2 separate regions of the Homo sapiens genome follow, and region 2 is linked to region 1. The links are chromatin loops, found by intact Hi-C in ENCODE. Cell type or tissue: K562. All regions are shown on one strand. Each heading gives the region's core, and the rest is flanking DNA. Links, peaks and the distances in the headings are about the cores only.

Region 1 (8,600 bases), core at 371-8,370:
TGAAGATTTGTGTATAAGTCTTACCATAGACATGTGCTTTCTTTCTCTATGGTAAGTAAATATGTAAGAGTGCTAAGCTGGATTATATGATAGATGTAAAATTAACATCCTAAGAAACTGCTGGCTGGACGTGGTGGCTCATGCCTGTAATCTTAGCACTTAGCAATTAGCTGGGCATGGTGGCGCGCATGTGTAGTCCCAGCTACTCAGGAGGCTGAGGCAGGAGAATCACTTGAACCCGGGAGGCTGAGGTTGCAGTGAGCCGAGATTGCGCCACTCTGCACTCCAGCCTGGGCGCCAGAGGGAGACTCCAAAAAAAAAAAAAAAGAAGAAGAAGGAAAGAAAGAAAGAAGGAAGGAAGGAAGGAAGGAAGGAAGGAAGGAAGGAAGGAAGGAAGGAAGAGAAAGAAACTGCCAAACTATTTTCCAAAGTGGTTAAACCATTTTTCATAACCACCAGCAGTATATGAGAGTCCCATCCTCCATGACCTTACCAACATTTGATATGGTTAGTCTTTTAAATTTTGGCCATTCTTAAGAAAGTGTAGTGGCCTCTTATAGTTTTCTTTGCATTTCCCTGATGAATAATTGTGTTGAGCATCTTTTCATGTGCTTATTTGACATTTGTATATCTTCTTTCTTGGAGTGTCTTTTCACAGTTTTGCCCATTTATTTATTGGACTGTCTCACTGATTTTTGTGATAAAAACAAACAAAATAAAATTTACCATCTTAACCATTTCTAAGCACACAGTGCAATAGTGTTAACTATATGCACTTGTGCAATAGAGTTAACTATATGCACATTGTTGTGCAATAGATCTCTGGAAATGTATTATCTGTTGAAGCTCTATACTCATTGAACAAAAATTTCCCTTTTCACAACTTCCCTAAGCCCCCAGCAATCACTATTCTACTTGTGTTTCTAATAGTTTAGCTACTTTAGTTACATCATATATTTGGACTAACGCACTATTTGTCTTTTTGTGACAGCCTTTTTTCACTTAGCATAATGTCCTCAAGGTTGATCCATATTATAGTATATGACAGGATTTTCTTCTTTTTTTAATACTGAATTGTATTTCTATGTACATTTTCTTTACTTATTCATTCACTGATGGACAATTAACTTGCTTCCACCTCTTGACTACTGTGAACAATGCTGCAATAAACGTGGCCATGTAATATCTCTTCAAGACTCTGTTTTCAATTCTTTTGGATATATATCCAGAAGTGGAATTGCTGGATCATATGATAATTCTATTTAAAATTTTTTGAGGAACCTCTATACTGTTTTACATAGTGGCTGCAGCAGTTGAACAACATGAGTTTGAACTGCACAGGTCTACTTATACGTGAATTTTTTTCTATCACCTCTTCCACCCCAGAGTCAGCAAAACCAACCCCTCCTCTTGCTCCTCCTCTTCAGCCTACTCAACCTCCCAGAAAATACCTTGAGACAAATGAAAATGAAAGCACAATATACCAAACCTTACGGGATGCAGCAAAAGATGTACTAAACAAGAAGTTTATAGCAGTAAGCATTTACATTAAAATGCTTTTACACTGTCAAATTTAGCAGTGAGGGGTGGATACCAACTTTAATGACATTAATGTTAATAAGTTCTGATAACCCACTACCATTGGACAAGCCAAGATTCTTTATTGTGGTTTCTGTCAGGAGAAATGGGCAAGGTAGGGTAGCCAGTCTTAGTGTTGGCTGGTTTGAACATTTTCAGCGGGCTTTGGGACACAGGGGTTGTCCCAAGTTGTCTGGTACCTGGCCCTTGGTTGATTAAGCAGGGAAGTAGTGGTGTTGATTGTGAGTGTGAGAAGACATGGAAGGGATGTGGACTCTGGATTTGTTGGTTTCCATATGAAAGGCATAATCCAGTGCTTTGCTACATATAGGAATTGGTTAGCCCTGGGAGTGACAGTCTCTTCAGTGTCAACAAGGTCCCAGACATTAAAGCATAAGAATAAAAAGTTACCTTTAATGCACAGCCTTGTCTATATAACCAGTCCTTCTGGCCACCAAAGAATATTGTAGAATATTGTTATCCCATTTGGGAAGACAATCCGTGGTCTTATGTGGGAGGGAAAGACCAGTACACTTTCAAGTAATTACATTAACAGAGACACTCCATATATTCCAGAATTCTGCATGATAGACATTAAATTAATAGTATACAAATGTCAGTTGTTTAGGTCAGAATGTTTCCAAGTGTGATTCATGCACCACTTCATCAAAATCATCAGAAAGTACTTGTAAAAACTGCAGATTCTAGGCCTATCCTGGATGTGATAAACCAAAACAAGGAAGGTGAGGTAGGAGGTGTCTACATTTTGAGTGATTTTGTCAACTGGTTTTCATTCTCATCCAAGTTTGAAAAGCACTGCTATAGATTTGCAACAAATACTTCTCAAAATTTTAAATCTTCTGATATTTAATTTTGTTGTCATTTTTTTCTGCCAGTCACACTCAGCTTTAAATAGTTCTCTATTGCAGTGTGTAAAATAGGTAACAATTCCTTCACTTAATACTTATCCAGTGATTTATATGTGAGCCACTAAACTAGGAACTGAGGATATGGCACAGGGAACAAAACAGGTACAAAACAAAACAGGTAACAAAATATGGAGCTTTCATTTTAATCTGGGAAAACTGGCAATAAGCAGGTAAACAAATCAATAAGCAGGGTGATTTCATATGGAGATGAATGCTTTGAAGAAAATACACATGCAAATATAGTATAAAATGACCAGGACAGAGATTATCACAGGTGGGGATGTCAGTGAAGCTCTTTCTCAGGAAATGGGCATTTGAAATAAGTCCTGAATGACAAGAAGCCAAGCATGGGCAAGCCCCCTTAACTGGGACAGGAAGTATTAAATGAAGCAGAAACTCCACATCATCACAGATGGGCTTTTTGCATAAGTAAATGGGAAGGACTCCCTTCCTAGGGATAAGGCAGACACACACTCAGAACTAACAAAGAAATAATGATAAAAGTAAAATCTCTACATCCCACCCGTGAGAAGAACAAAGATGAAACCATACAAGGGTTGCCTCATCCTTCATGCTGTTAGAGAGATCCTGTCAGGAGAAGGCATTAGCCTGTTGGCACTACGCAAGAGAATAAATATTTGCTTTACAAGTTGCCTCAGTTTTCCAAGGCAGTAACTTATCTCCACTCAATCACATCATTTCCTGTTTCTATGCTGACTTTCTAAGACTCAGGGGGAAACTTCAACTAAACTTGCTTGGAATGGTGTGTTTGATGCCATACCTCACCCCACCATGGGGTGGGCACTAACATTCATCTTGCTCCCTGTGGTGCAGGTCTAGATATCAAGAGAGGGAGGTCTGGGATGCAGATATAGAATTGGACTGATAGCATCTGCCACATAGTAGACATCCAATACATATTAAAAAGTTAGTGAGATGTAGATACAGGAGTAAGCAGAAAAAGAAACTAAGTATGTATCTCCTAAATATTTTTATATACATGCATTTTTCAAGGAGAGTTGGAATCACTGTGTACTTATTGTTTCATAATGTACTTTGAAGAAAATATTTTGTTTCTGTTTATTACAAATATGTCTTTTCACTGGGGGGAAAAACCTTAGAAAATGGATAACAATGCCACCTTGTGCTCAGAGTCAGAATTGCAGGAGTGAAAGTCAACCAGAGGACTTGGCAAGGGGTTGAGGATTTGGGGAGTGAGGGAGGTGAATGAATTCCATTGTACAGAACAAAGCTTTCTGGAATATTCCTCACACTGGCAGCAATTCTTCTATATCTGTGCCCATCCTGGGATCTTCAAACTCTAGGCCTGAAAGTTCGGTCCCTATTGAACCAAACAGAAAGCTTCACGAGTTGGTGTGTGAATAATTGTGCAATACAGACACTCACACACAGAAATACTGCCAAATTGTTGTGATCTGCTTCTTTACTCATAAAACATATATCGAGAATATATTTACAAAGCAGTAAATATATGAGCATCGTATTTGTAATCATTCCAAAGTTTTTATATTTCTAACCTTTTATTCAATAAAACTTCTATATTTTAAATCTTACAGAAATGCAAATTTAAATGAAAGTATCCTTTATCTCAAACCAACATACACACATTGAATTATTGTCAAAGAAATTTTTTTAATGTGCTATTCTGTGGAGCAATATTTGCATACTTTTTAGTCAATAAATGTATCTCTACCCTGTCACTTTGTGGCTTGGTTTGCAGATTTTCCTGTTTTACAAAACTTTATCTCATAACCTTGTCAGATTACCAATTATGACTTTTCATTGTTTAATAAGTATGAAACGATATAGAAATGCATATTTAGAAATTATTCTGTTTTCCCCTTCTGCCCCACCTTCTGCCCATTATTGTAAAAATGTAGTCTCTGTTAATTTATATAGGCCTATTTTCCAGAATTTTTCTCTTGTAATCATACACATACCTATACACTCATGTTGATATATATTCTTTTGCAAAATGCAATCATATCTTATGTTTTATTTTTATAACTTATCTGTTTCACATAATTATGATTCATTTTCATTTATTTTAATTTGTTCGGTTTGGCATATTTCCAGGTGTTTATTGGAGATTTGTATTGCTTTATGTCTAAGAGTATATCACACATATAGCATACAAACCCTATATCTGAGTATAAGTTACAATTTTACTAACTTTTCACATGCTCTTTTTTTTTTTTTTTTTTTTTTTTAGATGGAGTCTCACTCTGTCACCCAAGCTGGAGTGCAGTGGCATACACACAGTCACATGCCTTTTGATTTTTAATTTTTGCTATGTGGATGGCATTTTACACTTTATAATGTTTTTTGGAATTTAAAAAATACTTTGGCACATTGTTTTAAAAAGGACAACTTAATAATATTGCTTTAAGATATGTCTTTAGGCCGGGTGTGTTGGCTCACGCCTGTAATCCCAACACTTTGGGAGGCCGAGGCGGGCGGATCAAGAGGTCAGGAGATGAAGACCATATTGGCTAACACGGTGAAACCCCGTCTCTACAAAAAAATTAGCCAGGCATGGTGGCGGGTGCCTGTAATCCCAGCTACTCGGGAGGCTGAGGCAGGAGAATGGTGTGAACACAGGGGGCGGAGCTTGCAGTGAGCCGAGATTGCGCCACTGCACTCCATCCTGGGTGACACAGCGAGACTCCATCTCAAAAAAAAAAAAAGAAAAGAAAAAAAAAGATATGTCTTTAGAACATGTGGGAAAAGGAAATAAAAGAAAAAAATAAGAAATAAAAAATAGGCCAGGCATGGTGGCTCATGCTTGTAATCCCAGCACTTTGAGCGGTCAAGGTGGGAGGATCACTTGAAGCCAGGAGATGGGGAGTTTGATACCAACCCTGGCAACATAGTGAGAAACAAAACAAAACAAACAAACAAACAAAAATTAAAAACATGGCCAGGTGTGGTGGTAGCTGCTACTCATGAGGCTGAGGTGGGAGGATCACTTGAGCCCAGGAGTTTGAGGGTGCAGTGAGCTGTGATTGCACCACTGCACTCCAGCCTAGGTGACAGAGTGAGACCCTGTCTCAGAAAAGAAAAAAAAAACACAAATAAATAAATAAATAAAATAATAAGGTATATCAAATGTCAGCTCACAGGACAGAGGGTGGAAAAGCGTAATCTTTTTGTAATCTTAAGCTTTGAGTTCTGGAACAATAATTTAAAAGGCTGTTTCCCTAGGTTGTGTTACTTAGCTTTTAGCTCCAGTTTCCTTATCTGAGTAATGGGGATAATAATTGGTCTTGAATGGAGTTGTTATGATCAAATGAGGTTTAATATAAAACACTTTCATACAATAGTTTTGTGTATGTTAATATCCTTCAGTCCGTAACACCATTCCAGCCATATTTAACAGGGATGATATCTCTTAACCGCAATAGCATCATTACAGTTTGATGTGTATTTGGGAATGTAAGAAGGGAACCACACTCAGCTATATTATGTAGGAAATTCAGTGCTATCTCTGGTCTATGCACTCCAATGGAGTTGGGGTGGAGAAGGTCCTCACTCCTTTTCCATTGAATAATTGTGTTTTTCCTGTACTCTGTTGGGGCCTTCTGTGTTTACATCAGGTGTGTACATGACCTGGGGCTCTGGGGCCTTATTGGAGCTTCAGAAAGAGGTTACTGATGGTGAGTGTGCAGGGAGGGACACTGGAGGAAGAGTTAAGAATTGTTCCTGGGACCCAGTCCCTGAACCATCCAGGGTGAGTTTCTTCTCTTTGCCTTGACTTGAACTGTCACACAGTTGTTCAATGAGCATCCATCACTCTTCACACCTCCAGTGGCCCAGGGGATGGAGAGGTCGTGGTAATCATTGCATAAAGTCCAGGTCCTTGTGGAACTTATGGCGACCTCTGTAAAACCACCTTATTATACAAGAACAGGGAGGCCTCAATGGAATAATCAGAGACTCCTCAAAGAGGGGCTAGGCCTGGTACAATGGGCAGGACTTGTTGGGGGTAGTTGGAGAAGAGAAGAGAGGGGGGTCCAGCCTGACTGACTGGGCCAGGGGAACAGACAGGGCTCTGAGATAACTGACCAGACACTCTAGGTCTGAGGCCATCCAGGTTTGGGACCAACTGGTGAAGAACACATTTGCTTCAGTGGGATGCTGCAGGTTACCTTTACCTGAAATTGCACAAATATGGTGAGAAGGGAAGTGCCCTGTATGCCTCTCACTGGTCCATGAGGGCAGGGAAGAAACAGGAGCACTGACAATAGTAAAGTGATTGATGTCAGCACCCTAAACCTTCATTAAAGTGGGAAGTGAATATCAAGGGGAAGGATTTACCACTAATTGAGCACCCACACTTTCTGTAAATTGTCCACCCACTTTAATTTCTCTCTGACCCCAAGCCCCATGGACCCCTATCTGCCAGTGAGTCCTAGAGTCACATTCTTAACCAGAACATTCTCTCCACAAGGTCACACTCTCCATGTTTTCATTTGCTTTCTCTCTGCATCCTCCCTGAGATTTTTCACAAGGCTTTTCTCTCCCTCTGTTGCCTCAGCTCTTTTCATCAGCTCAGTGTGTTGTATCACAACTCAACAAGGTTCTGACAAGATTGGGCACAAGTTAACACTCACCTTTACTATCTTTTAGATATTGCATTTTTGCAGTTATTTCTGCAGAGTTAAATGTATACTCCCACTCTAACAAAGCTGCATGTATTGACCAAACAGCCTTTTATGGTTGGGCAACTGTGCTGTTGTAAGCATATGGGCTCCCTCTACTTTACTCAAATGTGCACTTTTCTCTTGTCCACACACTGCCTGACCTTTTCAACTGTGTTCTCTGTATGGGATTTCCCCTGGGATGTAACGATTTGTTACTGGATTTCAATCATGTTGTCTGCACATGTTCCCACATGCAAAATTGGCCCTATCACTCTCTATCCTTTTTGGATGCCTTCAGTGATTTACCAGGTGGGCCCACAATACTCCTTTCATTTCTCTCTAAATTCATGTCTCTGTCAACTTTCTCAAGGTAAAGAGTAATGAAGATGCAGGAGATGATTCCTGGGCTGTCTTGAGTCCTTTGACTTGAGGGAAGAAGCATTTAATACCCAGGAAGTGGATCTGACAAAATTTGATTGGTGGCGTTAGCACAATTTGGAACATCTGGAAAGTGTTACTTTCCAATAGAGATATTTTTTAAGGGAAGAGGAAAGATCTTTGAGGCCAAAGTAACCAAGTGTCCAAGGGAGTGATGTTCAGATCCTGTTTATTTAGAGCATGGGAAAACTGTGTGCCCCATCCCAGTATACTTCTCATTCATTCATTGTTTCATATATTCTTGAGTAATAGGTATGCTGAACAGTGGCAAGTTTGTGTATGCCCAGCTGTTTCCAATGCCAAGGCCAATAAAGTCTCCTTGTCATCAGCCACTTACAGTAGTATAGTCTTCAATATTTCTTCTACATATATTGAGAACTAATCAGATGGTGTTATACTTTTTACTTAAACCATCAAACAGAATTTAGAAATCTCAAGAGGAGGAGGAAGAGCTATTGTATTTACCCATCTTTTTGTTCTTATGTTCCAAGAGCACTTCTTTTATCAATTCCTTTCTGGCTAAAGCCATTCTTTTAGAGTATGTCTGCTGGTTAAAAATTGTTTTTCCTTCATTTGGAATATCTGTATATCCTCAATTTCTGAAGGATAATTTACTTGAATACATAATTTGAGGTTAACAGTTCTTTAAGCACTTGAAAAATGATGTGCCACTCCTTTCTGTTCTCCATGGTTTCTGATGAGAAATTTGCTATATTTTTTAATTATAGGCAATGCATTATTTCTCTCTTCCTGATTTTAGGATTTTATCTTTGTGTTTAGTTTTCTAAAGTTTGATAATGATGTGTCTTTTCGTGGATTTCTTTGGGATAATCCTTTTTGGGATATGCTCAGATTTGTACCTCTCAGTTTACGTCTTTTGCTAAATTTGAAGGTCTTCAGCCATTATTTCCTCAAATAATTTTTTGCTCATGCACTCTTTCTCTTCTCCTTCCAACACAAAAGTGACACAAATATTATATCTTTTGTCATA
Region 2 (8,600 bases), core at 320-8,319, 57 kb before region 1:
TTCTTAGTAAGCTTATTTTTTATGAAAATGTAAGAAATGGCAATTTGAACTGTCTTATGCCAATATTTTATGAATATACTGAAGAGAATCAAAATATTTCATCCCAAAATATACTTCTTTGACATGTTTTGAGATGGCTATCCAGACAGCCAACTGAGGCAGGGAAATAGGATCTGGAGGTAGGGAACATAAGGCTGATTCACACTTCAGCCATGACAGGAAATATCCTCTCCATAGGGCACAGGCCAAGTAAATGACTTTGTAACTTCATCCTCTCCATTTACATAGGGCATACCCCAAGTAACCAATGGAATCCTCTAGGGGATATTTAAACTCCCAAAAATTCTGTAATGGGGTCTTTGAGCCCCTATGCTCAGGCCCGCTCCCACACTATGGAGTGTACTTTCATTTTCAATAAAACCCTTCATTCCTTCCTTGCTTTGTTTGTGCGTTTTGTCCAATTCCTTGTTCATGACGCCAAGAACCTGGACATCTTCCACCATTAACACAATGAGCAGAAGTAACCCCACAAAACTCTTTTCTTGTGGAAGATTTTGCATCTATAAAGAATCTGCATTGATGCAACCAAAGTTTCTCTGAAGCCCTTCTTTGTCTAGATCTAGGAAAGATTAACTGAGAGTCTGACACCTTAAAGGTCTATGAAAAATATTTATCATCTATTGTTTCTGATGGCTGCTACCTGTCATGTTTCATCTACATAACAAGACAACCTTTGCCAGCCAGGTCTCCACTTCTCTCCCTCCCATAACCCATCTTGCAGCTATAACCTGATTTACCACCACAACCTGTTTTTGGCTATGCTCCAAGTCCCCATTCTTTCTGTAACCTCGAAATAGTATATAAGCTTCCGTACTCCAATAGGGGGCGGGGGGGAATCACTCTGTGATTCTCTCCACGCAAGCCAATAAATGTGCGTGCCATTTCTCCTATTAATCTCCCTCTTGTGAGTTGATTTTTCAGCAAATCTTCACAGAGTGAAGGAGAGGTCTTCCTTTGGCCCCTACAGTTTATTTCATAATTTCTAGAGGCATGTACTTTCTCATAGAACAAATTTTTAAGTGTTTACTAACAGACCCAAATATATTTTGCTTCTCTATACCACATAAAAGCAAGATGCCAACGTATATAAATTTTAAACATGTGATTAGTAATTAATGTTTTAGTATTCTAACTTATTTAGAAATAACCTGAACATTTAATGACTATTTATTACTTAAGGATTTAAGTTACCAAAAAGATTTCTGAAACTATGAAGAGTTCATTTATAAACATTTGTGCCTAATTTACATATTTAATACCTTTTTGTGATCTATAATGTTTGTGATCCTAAATGTCTCAAAATGGAGTCACTTATGACAAGTGACTCAGCTGATAGTGAAACTACTGAGCTCTGAGAGTGATAAGCATATGTATGGTGGAATGAGGTGATAAGATGACACTTGCTGTGGCCAGACACTGTTAGGGGTGGCGAATATTCGTTACTGACAGCTAATCCATACTGGTCTGCAGCAACTGCAGTTCCTGCCTACTCAGAAGAAAGAATTTGACTGAGGGGCATAAGGCAGAAGAAGAGACTGAGGCAAGTTTTAGAGCAGGAGTAGAAGTTTGTTAAAAAGCTCTAGAGCAGGAGTAGAAGTTTGTTAAAAAGCTCTAGAGCAGGAACGAAAGAAAGGAAAGGACACTTGGAAGGGGCCCCAATGGGCAACTTGAAAGACAAGTGCAGCATTTGACCTTTTGACTTGTATATGCTGGACTACTTTTGGTGTCTTGCATCCCTTTCCCTTTATTCTTCCTTTAGGGTGGGCTACCCACATGTACAGTGCCCTCATTGCACTTGGGAGGTGAGCATGTGCAGTGTGTTTACTGCAGTTGTACACATGCTCAACAGAGGCTTTCTTCCCTTTTCCAGTGGAATGCCCCCAGAAGGTCATACTCTGCCTTTTTGTCTCTTAATGTGCATGCCCAGGCTCACTTGCCCAATACCTGAGATTTTACTGGAAGCTGCTGATTACCAATTTCAAGTGTTTTTATCTATTGGGAAATTGCCTCTCCCTGGCACCTGTGACCAATTACATTTTAATGTGACAACTGCTGGATCATCAGGAAATTGCCTCTCCCTGGTGCCTGTGACCAATTCTCATTTTTAGAGAGGCAGTGTGACAACTGCCGAATCATCACCTGATGGTCACCTGACATTTCTGGTGCAGGGGTGGGGAGCCCTCTCCTGCCCCACTCATGCCTGACTAGCTACCTGCTGTAACAAGACTTGACAAGACAGTGAAGCCAAAAGGTAGCTGAAGAAGATGGGTATGGATACTGGACACTTTTACAGAGGACCATAAAACCCACAAAGAAACGGACCACGACAGAGACACCTGTAGAAACTCTGCCTGTGAGAACTCAGAGGCCTCTTTTCCATCCATTGCAGTTACCGGAAGCACTGCTGAGAGAAAAGAAGCATCCCCCCCGCCCCCTCCCAGTCAGTAGGCTGGTCTCCTGAACTACTTGCTGTGTTCCTTCTCTCTGTCTATAACTGTCTGTGTCTTTGAATATATTTGCGTGATTGGTGGTGTGTGAACGCCTTGGAGTAAACTATGAATTTGTAGGAATTTAATTAGTCACTGAGTCATTTTGAAACATTCCCCTCACCACCCTCATAAGAATTTGCCCAACCAGACTGATTTGACCTGACACAAGATCATGAAAATTCTATGAGACATTGAATAAAACTAACCACCATCTCCAGTTATTCTGTTAATCATTTTTACAGCATAAAAATGTTAGGCATTGGCCACTTAATCAAAAATCCGAAAGTTAAATACATGGGTATTTTTGCTGATCAGAAGACACAATTGTTTCCAGTCTTATTTACCAAAAATTTACTCAAGTCACATAAGCCAAAAGGTATTTGAGTTAGGTTCTATTTTTTGATAAAATATTTGATTTAAGCACTTTTTCTTTAAGTCAATCAGTCAGAGTCTCTTACACATTTTGGTTGAGAAATATTACATAAGCATAACACACATAGGCGTGGAAAAAGAAGCAGATTTTATAGCTTTATTAAGATTCTTCCTTTGCCAGTTTTGAAATACTTTCCCCCCTTTAGCCCATCAAACTTTCAATCACCCATTCCGTTGCCCGAAGCAATTGTTAGCCAGGCAACTCTACAATTTGCACTTCCAAAAAAAAAGATGACTTTCAGATAAAACAAGACAATTTACAGTACTTAGAACAATATAGAAACTTCATTAATAGAAACCCTATTATTTGTCAAAACAAAAAAAGGCATAGGTAAACCTCCAATTAAGACAAGATGGCTAGAAAAGGCACCTTAAACATTGGTAAGACTGTTAACGTAAACTAAGCCACCACCTTTCCCGTTGTTAAAGTTTCTAGTGGTTTAGGTGCAGAAAGGGAGACAACCTTACTAATGGGGATTTCCTTTACAGATGCAAATTTCTTTTACAGAGAGTTTCAAAATAGCCAATTAAATGTCATAAAGTTGTATTTTATTTTATGTATATTTTTAGAGACGTCTCTCTCTGTCACCCAGGCTGTAGCGTACTATCACCATCAAAGCTCACTGCAGCCTAAAACTCATGGGCTCAAGCAATCCTCCCACTGCAGCCTCCCAAGCAACTGGGACTACAGGTGCAGGCCACCAAGTGTGGCTAATTTTTTTTTTTAGGGAGGGGGTCTGCCTATGTTGCCCAGGCTGGCCTTGAACTCCTGGCCTCAAGTGATCCTCCCACCTTAGCCTCCCAAAGCACTGGGATTATGGGTATGAGCCACTGAGCCCGACCAGTTGTAAAGATTTCATTTCATAGTTAGTCTTTTCAATTTAGATTTTTTGTTAATTTGATTACTGACTTCAGGGAAGAGCCCTTTAATGAAAAGGACAAAAAATAACTGGTAGAAACTTAACCCTGAGTATTCCTTGGGGGCCTATAAATCCTGGTGTTAACATGAAGATTATTATCAGAGGGAGTGGGCAGCCTGTTTTCAGGGGCTTTCTTGGAAATCTTTGGGGGCACTCCCTTTTTCAGTGTCCTAGTTGTTTGCACAAATGGCAACAATACTTCAGAAACTGCTGTTTCAGGGGTCCCTTATTGGAGAAGTGCTCTAGGACAAGTCTAGAAGTCATTCTAGGTTGTTGGTTGCCATGGAGCTGAAACACTTTGGGAATGGCTTTCAAAAGGTCATCTGAGTCTTTCTGGCTTTGCCTGGCCCATAAGTAGACCAGATGGGGCTTGTGAGGTCCTTGATATTGACAGAGCAGGAGCACCATCATCTCAGACAAACACTGCCATTTTAAGTTCCAGCTCCTTTTCCAGCCTCATGCATTTCAAGGAAATCACTTTTCTTCTAACTACAAGCAGCCAGAAAGAGCAGACAGTAAAATACAGATAAGACAGCTCGGGCACAGAGGGAGGTGGGAGGAAAGTCTCTTGGGTAACTGCCAAACTTCACCCTCATACAATGGGCCCCAGTAAAATAGTGGGCCTTAATAAGCACATTCCTTTCCCTTTGGGTACACTAAGATAAGGAAGCTAAAAGCAGACTCAGGGAGGCGGCGGGGGGTATGCCTGCAGCTGCAGAAAGATATATGGGAACAGACACACAATTGTCCCTCCCAGATAAGCACAACAAAGAGACACAGAAGCAGTCCAAGCCTCTGATAAACTTTCCCACCCTGAATCCTTGAAAACTCTTAGTCTGTAAGAGAGTGTGCCTCTGACCTAACTTGGCCAGACACCCTTCTCAGATTTGTTTTCTCTAAAATAAACTTTTTGTGTTTCTTTCCTCTTTCTTTAATTCTTACAGATACCATTCTCAAGAGATTATTCTACCTCTTTTACCTTTTTGGGTCTCCCCAGGTCCCACCAAATGTATTAGGTGGTAGAGGTCAAGTATCATAAGGCATCATAAATTACAATTAAGGGCCGGGCGCGGTGGCTTACACCTGCAATCCTAGCACTTTGGGAGGCCAAGGTGGGTTGATCACTTGAGGTCAGGAGTTGGAGACCAGCCTGCCCAACATGGTGAAACCCCTTCTCTACTAAAAATATAAACATTAGCTGGGTGTGGTGGCACACGCCTATAATCCCAGCTACTCTGGGGGCTGAGGCACGAGAATCCCCTGAACCTGGGAGGCAGAGGCTGCAGTGAGCTGAGATAGTGCCACTACACTCCAGCCTGGGCACAGAGTGAGATTCTGTTTAAGAAAAAAGTTACAATTAAGACTTTGAATTTTGTTTTGTCAGGCACAGTGGCTCATGCCTGTAATCCCAGCAACCTCAGGAGGATTGCTTGAGCCCAAGAGTTTGAGGCTGCAGTGAGCTATGATCAGGCCATTGTACTCCAGCCTGCTGAGTGACTGAGCAAGACTTTGTCTCTAAGACTCTGGCCTGAATTCTTCAGAAAACTTTTGAAGATCTTAGGAATTTTTTTTTTTTTTTTTGAGATGGAGTCTTGCTCTGTCGCCCAGGCTGGAGTGCAGTGGTGTGATCTCGGCTCACTGCAAGCTCCGCCTCCTGGGTTCATGCCATTTTCCTGCCTCAGCCTCCTGAGTAGCTGGGACTACAGGTGCCCACCACCGCGCCCGGCTAATCTTTTGTATTTTTAGTAGGGACGGGGTTTCACGGTGTTAGCCAGGATGGTCTCGATCTCCTGACCTCGTGATCCGTCCACCTCGGCCTCCCAAAGTGCTGGGATTACAGGCTTGAGCCACTGCGGCCGGCTGAGTTTGGAAATTTTTAAACTGTGGTCCTGGCCTCCATTTTTTGTCCAGAAAGTATAATCAAATAGTGGACTATCTCCAGAATTTTGGAGTGTTTCTACCTTATAAGGAAACTGTTTAACTTTCCTTTTTTTTTTTTTTTGAGACAGAGTTTTGTTCTTGTAGCCAAGGCTGGAATGCAATAGCAGGATCTCAGCTTGCTGCAATCTCTGCCTCCCAGGTTCAAGCGATTCTCCTGCCTCAGCCTCCAAAGTAGCTGGGATTACAAGCTTATGACACTATGCACTGCTAATTTTTGTATTTTTAGTAGAGACGGGGTTTCACCATGTTGACCAGGCTAGTCTCGAATTCCTGACCTCAGATGATCCACCCGCCTCAACCTCCCAAGGTGCTGGGGTTACAGGCATGAGGCACTGCGCGCCCAGCCGAACTTTCCTTTTTTTTCAGAAAGGAAATGCAATTCAGACACTGAATTGTTTAGTACACTGGGAATATTCCAGGCAACGTAAATTAAAGGGAAGCACTAAGAGTTAGGTAAGTTTTACGGTCCTTTATATAGGGGATATCTTGCATTTTTAGCTTTTTACTAACTTTTTGCAATTAGTCTTTTAGAAAAGCTATTTTAGAGTCCTGTTGTCTACTCCAACCTTCTACATGCCAATAGGAATTCCATTTTCTCTGCCTTCAAGAGGCTGAGAATTCAAGTACACTTTCTTAGATTGCATTCCACATAATGGCCATCATAATACTAGATTATCGATTATCTTTAGTAAAATTTTGTCACTTTTGTAAAAATTTGTTGCTTCTGGGGCCAGAAATTTTTTATTTATTTTTTTTTATTGATCATTCTTGGGTGTTTCTTGCAGAGGGGGATTTGGCAGGGTCATAGGACAATAGTGGAGGGAAGGTCAGCAGATAAACAAGTGAACAAAGGTCTCTGGTTTTCCTAGGCAGAGGACCCTGTGGCCTTCCGCAGTGTTTGTGTCCCTGGGTACTTGAGATTAGGGAGTGGTGATGACTCTTAACCAGCATGCTGCCTTCAAGCATCTGTTTAACAAAGCACATCTTGCACCGCCCTTAATCCATTTAACCCTGAGTTGACACAGCACATGTTTCAGAGAGCACAGGGTTGGGGGTAAGGTCATAGATCAACAGGATCCCAAGGCAGAAGAATTTTTCTTAGTACAGAACAAAATGAAAAGTCTCCCATGTCTACTTCTTTCTACACAGACACAGCAACCATGCGATTTCTCAATCTTTTCCCCACCTTTCCCCCTTTTCTATTCCACAAAACCGCCATTGTCGTCATGGCCCGTTCTCAATGAGCTGTTGGGTACACCTCCCAGACAGGGTGGTGGCCGGGCAGAGGGGCTCCTCACTTCCCAGTAGGGGTGGCCGGGCAGAGGTGCCCCTCACCTCCCGGATGGGGCGGCTGGCCGGGCGGGGGCTGACCCCCCCACCTCCCTCCCGGACGGGGCGGCTGGCCGGGCAGGGGGCTGACCCCCTACCTCCCTCCCGGATGGGGCGGCTGGCCGGGCGAGGGGCTGACCCCCCACCTCCCTCCTGGACGGGGTGGCTGCCGGGCAGAGACGCTCCTCACTTCCCAGACAGGGTGGCTGCCGGGCGGAGGGTCTCCTCACTTCTCAGACGGGGCAGCTGCCAGGCGGAGGGGCTCCTCACTTCTCAGACGGGGCGGCCGGGCAGAGATGCTCCTCACTTCCTATATGGGATGGCGGGCGGGCAGAGACGCTTCTCACTTTCCAGACTGGGCAGCCAGGCAGAGGGGCTCCTCACATCCCAGAGGATGGGTGGCCAGGCAGAGATGCTCCTCACTTCCCAGACGGGGTGGCGGCCGGGCAGAGGCTGCAATCTCGGCACTTTGGGAGGCCAAGGCAGGCGGCTGGGAGGTGGAGGTTGTAGCGAGCCGAGATCACGCCACTGCACTCCAGCCTGGGCACCATTGAGCACTGAGTGAACGAGACTCCGTCTGCAATCCCGGCACCTCAGGAGGCCGAGGCTGGCGGATCACTCACGGTTAGGAGCTGGAGACCAGCCCGGCCAACACAGCGAAACCCCGTCTCCACCAAAAAAATATGAAAACCAGTTAGGCGTGGCGGCGCACACCTGCAATCGCAGGCACTTGGCAGGCTGAGGCAGGAGAATCAGGCAGGGAGTTTGCAGTGAGCCGAGATGGCAGCAGTACAGGCCAGCTTCGGCTCGGCATCAGAGGGAGACCATGGAAAGGGAGGGAGAGGGAGACCGTGGGGAGAGGGAGAGGGAGAGGGAGAATTTTTTTTTTTTTAATATTGGCTCACTCTGTTGCCTAGACTGAAAGGCAGTGGTGCAATCATAGCTTACTGCAGCCTCGAATTCCTGTGCTCAAGGGATCCTCCAGCCTCAGCCTCCCTAGTAGCTAGGACTACAGGCATGTGCCACCAGGCTCATCTAATTTTTTTATTTTTATTTTTTTGTCTTAGAGACAGCTGGTTTCAAACTCCTGACCCAAAACAATCCTCCCTCCTCAGCCTCACAAAGTGCTGAGATTATAAGTCTGAACCACCAAGCCCTGCCTGGGGCTAGAAACCTTATGCATAACTAAGGCAGGTCTACTGAAATGTGACGTACTCAGATCTTTAGAAATTAGGGATCCCAGCCGGGCGCAGTGGCTCACGCCTGTAATTCCAGCACTTTGGGAGGCCGAGAGGGGCAGATCACGAGGTCAGGAAATCAAGACCATTCTGGCTAACATGGTGAAACTCCGTCTCTACTAAAAATACAAAAAAATTTGCCGAGTGTAGTGGTGGGCGCCTGTAGTCCCAGCTACTTGGGAGGCTGAGGC

What was found. A loop is a pair of places that touch in the nucleus more often than their neighbours do. Peaks named below come from ENCODE experiments on the same cell type or tissue, not always from the same donor. Only the 100,000 strongest peaks of a DNase experiment are listed, where the experiment ranks them.
Region 2: a loop joins it to region 1, with 2.9 times the contacts of the local background. A loop is called at or near these places in 2 of 110 quality-filtered maps.

Annotation. Positions count from the first base shown.
Region 1 is chrX:103,154,560-103,163,159 of GRCh38, forward strand. No RefSeq gene overlaps it. Among named protein-coding and RNA genes, the nearest start is that of BEX4, 56 kb to the right of the region's middle. In K562, for the core only: a CTCF peak has its summit at 3,657 (motif pointing left); a DNase peak (open chromatin) is centred at 3,702.
Region 2 is chrX:103,097,270-103,105,869 of GRCh38, forward strand. No RefSeq gene overlaps it. Among named protein-coding and RNA genes, the nearest start is that of NXF3, 8.4 kb to the left of the region's middle. RefSeq lists an enhancer at 6,514-7,183. In K562, for the core only: no CTCF peak of the experiment used is centred there; DNase peaks (open chromatin) are centred at 1,462, 4,262 and 4,593.